2 separate regions of the Homo sapiens genome follow, and region 1 is linked to region 2. The links are chromatin contacts, found by Hi-C or POLR2A ChIA-PET in ENCODE. All regions are on one chromosome and are shown on one strand. The core of a region is the stretch at or near the end of the contact, and the rest is flanking DNA. Distances in the headings are between cores, read along the strand shown. Region 1 overlaps TARID (TCF21 antisense RNA inducing promoter demethylation). Region 2 overlaps TARID (TCF21 antisense RNA inducing promoter demethylation).

Region 1 (3,015 bases), core at 263-2,762, 40 kb after region 2:
CAGGCATTATTTTATTCCTTAATTTAATATTTTTTCAAATAAGTATCATTTAATAATACCAAATTTTCTATTTATGTATGTGTATCTATATACATATATATACACATACACCATATAATTGAAACTACATATATGTATATGGTTTATATACAGTTGGCCCTTTAACAACATGAGGATTGGGGCACTGACCCGTGTAGTTGAAAATCCACACATAAATTTTGACTTCCCAAAAACTTAACTGCTGATAGTCTACTGCTTACCAGATGCCTTTCCAATAACATAAACAGTTGATCAGCACATATTTTGTATGTTATATATGTTAGATACTGTATTCTTAAAATAAAATAAGCTAGAGAAAAGAAAGTGTTAAGAAAATCATAAGAGAAAATGCATATATAGCACTATACTACATTTATTGATTCCACAAGTTTAGGTTGTCTGTTGACAAGATGAATTGTCTGTTTGAAATGGCAGCAACCGCAGTTGCAGACCTGAATCTACAGTCTATATAAGGCAATTCAACTTTTTCTTGTGATGTCATGACTTTGCTTCTTGGGAGTACTCCAAGCGTCACTAATGGCGCTTCGTGTCGGTTCCATGCTGTTATTCATGGTTTACGGTATCACACTAAACACGATGACAAATACAAGAGAAGCCTGACAGATCACTTTGTACTGCAAAATGCAATTTACTGGAGAGGCAAACTGCTCAGTGGAAATGAGGAGATGATGTGCGTTTTTTGGTCACTTGGCATTTTAAGCAGATACTCGCAACACTCAAGCTCACTGCAATAGCAGCAGGAGGAGGCTACAGAATTATTACAGCAGTACAGTATGTAGTATGGCTAGTTTTATGCAGTTATGATTTAATACTGCAACTTTACATTTCTCTTGACTGCAAATGGTGCCATAGGTGGTCTGTAAGTGTTTGTGTGCCTACGTTTTGATAAATTTTAAGATATCTTATATTCATGTATATTTTATGGTCATAAATGATAAAATAGACTAGTATCTACATGTTTTTTATGTGTTCATAACACATCTAATGTTTTCTTAATTTTTTCAATAGTTCTAGGCTATTAGGTCCATCTGTGAGCTTTTTCAAGTTGTTGCAAATCTCCAAAAATTTGTTCAAAATATTTATAGGAAAGAAATCCACATATAAGTGGACCCACATAGTTCAAATCTGTGTTCAATGGTCAACTGTATATATACTATATGGCATATAGAGAGAGAGTTATATTTTTTTAATGAAAGACTGCTTATAATATTGTCATCCATTCTAAGATTCCTTATTTGCTAAGATGGGGGACTTGAAGAGAAGGAAGATCAATGGGAAGACTCTCCCACTCTCCTAGAGTTATTTCACAACCATTTCTCCTTTCTCAAATTTCCTGTGCTCTCTTTCCTGCCCTCATTCAAGTGGTCACCTTCCTTATTTCCCTCAGAAATACTCACAGAAGCTGTCAGAAGGGTTATGAGTCAACACTCACGTGCTTGAACCCACATGTCTATCAGCCAACCTTGGTGTGGCTGGACCTCACATTCTGTTTGCCCTTCTGTGATGGATGAACTTGTGTTCTGAATCCCATCCTGTGACTCACCCCAGTGTACCCTTTGTCCTGCGTCATTTGTTAATCCCTTTCTGTTAAGTCATTCACATTAGCACACAAGCATGCTATATTCACCATCTTAAACAAACAAAAACACCTCCTTTTGCCTCATATCCCCATATTCCTTTCCAGCTATTGCTCCACCTCCCCCCTCCCCACTTTGCAACAAAATTCTTCAAAGGAGTTATTTATACTACTGTCTTTACATTCCTTTCTTTACATTCTCTTTTGAAGCCACTCTAAGCCAGCTTTCATCCCAATCACTCCACCAAAACTGTGTTCCTCTGGTCACCAGTGACCTCCACATTCCAAATGAATTTCCATCCTTAGATTACTTGACCACTCACATTTCACAGTTACTCACTCTCTGTGTCTTGAAATACTTTTCTTTTCTTTTTTTTTACTTGGCTTCTCTTATATTCTTCTTTCTCTCAGTTTTCCTTCTACTTTAGTCATTATTACTTTAGACTTTCTTAATCTCTTTTGCTGGATCTTTCTCATCGTCCCCCTAACTTGCAAATACTAAGCACCCCAGAATTAGTCCTCCATCATCTTCTCTTCTATCTACTATCAGGAAATGGCTTACAAAGCCAGTGCCGAGGCTTTAAGTACACAGATGAACACCAAATTTCTATCTTTAGCCTTGATCCTCTCTCTGATATAGGCTATGACCTTTGCCATATTTCTACTGGAATATCTAAAGGTTGTCAAAACCTTCCAGTCAAGACTCTCAGGAACACACACCAAGGCCTAGCTAGCTGGTACCAGGACAGTTCCCTGATGTCAGGGGTTACTTTTCTTTCTTAAAGGCATCTCAGACTTGAAACATCCCTTACATGAGTCATTATTTATCTCTCCCTCCTAATTCCCACTAAACCTGTGCCTCCCAAGTCTTTCTCACTCATAAATTAGAAAATAAATTATCATGGCTAAAGTGTTTTGTGAGTCCTCAGGCTTCCATCTAATCTATCAGCAATTCTGTTGACTCTACCTTCAAATTGTGCCCCAATGCTAACCATGTGTGATGCCTGTCACCCTAGACCACACCATAATCATTTCTCACTTAGGCTAGTGCAAAGACCTCCTTGTTGGTGTCTCTGCTTTGATCCATGCCCCCTTACAATCTCTTCCCCATACAGCAATCAGAGTGATTCCTATAAATTATAAACCAGGTTGAAATTATAAACCAGATTGTTACTCCTTTACTTTAAACCTTCTAATGGTTTTTCTTTTCACTCACAACAGAAGCCAAAGGCCATAACCTACAAGCCTCATGGGGTCTGTGTCCATGCCAATTCTCTGACCTCATTCTCTCTTTCCCCTTGCTCAGCCTGCTGCAGTCCCGTCAGCCTCCAACATACCAAGGACATTCCCACTTTCAGAACTTTGCTACGCTCTTTGTT
Region 2 (3,049 bases), core at 310-2,809:
CAGAACGATTCTCAAGTAGATTTGAGACAACTCCGAGGAGTCTGAGAAATTTGGGGGAAGAATTTGAACTTGCCTGCAATTCCCAAGCAGTAGAGGAAGTTGGTCGGATGATTACTTGCAGGTTCGTGTTGTCTGTGAAAAAAACAAGTTTGATTAAATAATCAGCAAAACCTGGATAGTCAGAAAAGACTTGAGAGCAAGTGAGAAAATTCCAAGTATCCCCTCCATCTTTCTTTTAGTACCTAACACAGTACATGACACATAGAAGGAGCACCACAGATATCTGTTCGATTACACCCTGATTGCACTTACTGCTCTCTGAGGCCAAAAGATATAGGGTCGAACGTTTTGAGCAGAAAATAACTGGCTCAAGGCTGAGGAAAAACAACAGTAACACGAACCATAACAACAAAATCTACGCTGGGAGCGGTGGCTCACACCTGTAATCCCAGCACATTGGGAGACAGAGGCATGCGGATCACATGAGGCCAGGAGTTCGAGATTAGTCTGGCCAACATGGTGAAACCCTGTCTCTACTAAAAATACAAAAAAAAAAAAAAAAAAAAAATTTAGCTGGGCGTGGTGGCACACGCCTGTAATCCCAGCTACTGGGAAGACTGAGGCAGGAGAATCGCTTAAACCTGGGAAGCGGAGGTTACTGTGAGCCGAGATCGCGCATGGCACTCCAGCTTGGGCAACAGAGCGAAACTCCGTCTCAAAACAACAACAAAAACCTAAGGAGTGAGATAAGAATAAAGACGTTTCTTTATTCCTCATAAGAACCCCTCACCAGGTCCTTCCCTAGAAATAAGCTAATTATTGTTAAAATTTATTCAGTTAAAGGAAAAAACGCCATCAATCCTTTTCTTTCCTCCTTCCCTTCATTATTCAGGTTTCTGAAAGTCTTCCCACTGGCAATACCTCAGAAGGACACCAGAGGACGATGTATTTTAACTGTTCGGATTCTCTCTAAAACCCCATCTTTCTTTTTCAGAGTCTCAAATCTCAACTGACAAATTAACCTAAGAACTATTCCACGAAATAAAGTAGAAGCAGCATGCCTTGTAGAGAAGCCGTGGTATAATGTATTATACTTTAATATTAATATTGTATTTTACACAGAATTTCTGCGAACTGCATGAATACTGATGATTCCAAGCCTAAACAAGAGGGGGAGTACAATCACAACACTCTGGAGATTAGGTGCTTAAAGCTTTCGAAAACGGCAGCCCGCTTTGTTACTGTGGCCGGTTCCTGGCTGGGAACAGGCTCCTTTTCGGCACTACCTACTTGATACGTGTGATGTTGTCACAAACATCTAGAAAAAACATTAGTTCTCAGGAAAAGAATAACAGGAGACACGTATATTGCCATATGAAAACAAGTATACATACGTGTGTATGCATGTGTATATTTGTACAAATTATGACCCCCTCGAAAACCTATGATCAGTGTCTCAAATATTAACATTACAGATAGTATTCCATCATTCCTGACTGCAACTGACAGGAGTTTCACTGAGAAGTGAGGATCGGAGCTTTGGTGACTCAGCTCTTTGTAGTCACCCCAGCAGGGTGTGTCATATGAGGGCCACGGAGCATGCATCATCCTGAGGAAGGTGTTTAAAACCAGCTCCCCTCGATGAGACAATCTCAGCGCTCCCTCTAGCTAAACCTGGCCTTATTGCCCTAACTCTAGTACACCAGATTTAAATATGCTTCACATAAAATACATTTGTCAAAAAGTACTAGAAATTAAGCACTTAGAAGCAACATCCAACTTATTAATGAAACTATAATTTTTCCTCAATATCTCAGCAATGATGAAGTAAACTAACTTTAGGGTAGACGTTAAAGCGTTATTTGCCATACATTTTTGCAATTCTAGCCCTCTTTAAACCTACTTGCAGAAAGTTATTAGCCCCAATGTCCATAAAATCCTTCTAAAAGAAGCTAATTCTTCTTCCCCAGCACCCAAAGTTGTTTGTGTTTTCTGTGAAGATATATTTAATATTCAGAAATTACTCTGTGACTTGCAAAATACAACTGACTCAAAATATATAAGTAGTGGGAGGGATTCTAACCTATAAATAAAAACCTCTTAAGTCTCAAAACATTTTAAGTAATTTTAAAACATTTTAAAATTTTAGAAAATAATTTATTGAATTAAAATAGTCAGCAATTACTGGTTATTACTAACATGAGCAAAATCACTGACAATTCAACTAAATTAAATCTATGAAAATCTGGGATTTAAGAATAATGTATTTATAATTTCTACAGAGGACAAGCCATAAATATTTTAACTTGAGAGTCTCGCATATATACACATTGTGAGCTAAATTAATCAAAACACTTGCTTAAAAAATTAACTATGCTTGAGGTGTCATGGTAGAGATCATATTTTAATGTATCAGAAAGAGATTTGATGCTTGACTAATTTCATTTAAGTGCATATTTCTTGATTATCATCCAACATCCCAGAATCTTATTTCCCTCATCTGAACCAACAATTAGAAATAGAGCAAATATTATTAGACAACATCCATGAAAATATATTCAACTTCATTACCAAAGAAATGCAAATTACAATCTATATAAGAAAAATATAAAAATAATGAAGTATTTTTAAATCAATAAAATATATAGTTTTAATGAGCACATGATGAAACTAGTATATTCATACATTGCTAGTTTTAATAAATATTAAAGCAAGTCATTTTGTAAAACAATTTTGCAGCATAGTTCAAAATATAGGATTCCATTCATTCGGAAAATCCAGAAGTAATAACTGAGCACCTCCAATTCACCGATTTAGGGACTGGAAATGCAATGACCAGCGTAAAGTGACACACCATCCCCGTGCTCATATTGCTTGCTGTTCGGTATTATTTTAAATTGAAAGGAAATAGTTGTATGCAGGTGACTATTCTCTGATATTCTCTGAACATAATTTAAATGCCTAACAGTTGGAAAGGCAACAATTAAATTTTAGCTTATCAATATCCTGTAAAACTATATAACCAATAAAATGAGAATTATGAACAAAG

What was found. Hi-C counts contacts between places; a loop is a spot of excess contacts on that map. ChIA-PET counts read pairs that join two places held with the same protein, here RNA polymerase II (POLR2A). Pooled maps may share reads with other maps.
Region 1: a loop to region 2 is called in a map of PC-9, with 9 times the contacts of the local background. The contact joins two enhancer-like sites. A Hi-C loop is called at or near these places in 6 of 168 maps with a recorded cell type or tissue (Caco-2, IMR-90, MCF 10A and 3 more) and 3 of 50 pooled maps. POLR2A ChIA-PET finds 5 or more read pairs at or near these places in 3 of 52 experiments (AG04450, BJ and MCF 10A).

Annotation. Positions count from the first base shown.
Region 1 is chr6:133,608,244-133,611,258 of GRCh38, forward strand. The region is part of intron 4 of TARID (TCF21 antisense RNA inducing promoter demethylation); the gene reads right to left. Among named protein-coding and RNA genes, the nearest start is that of EYA4-AS2, 150 kb to the left of the region's middle. Within about 2 kb of position 1,513, at least 4 of the 41 ENCODE cell types and tissues checked have a DNase peak (open chromatin) inside an H3K27ac peak, as active enhancers do; they include IMR-90 and PC-9, where a contact is called at or near this core.
Region 2 is chr6:133,568,117-133,571,165 of GRCh38, forward strand. TARID (TCF21 antisense RNA inducing promoter demethylation) reads right to left here. Exons shown (of 9, transcript NR_109982.1): 5 at 74-132. Among named protein-coding and RNA genes, the nearest start is that of EYA4-AS2, 110 kb to the left of the region's middle. Within about 2 kb of position 1,560, at least 12 of the 41 ENCODE cell types and tissues checked have a DNase peak (open chromatin) inside an H3K27ac peak, as active enhancers do; they include IMR-90 and PC-9, where a contact is called at or near this core.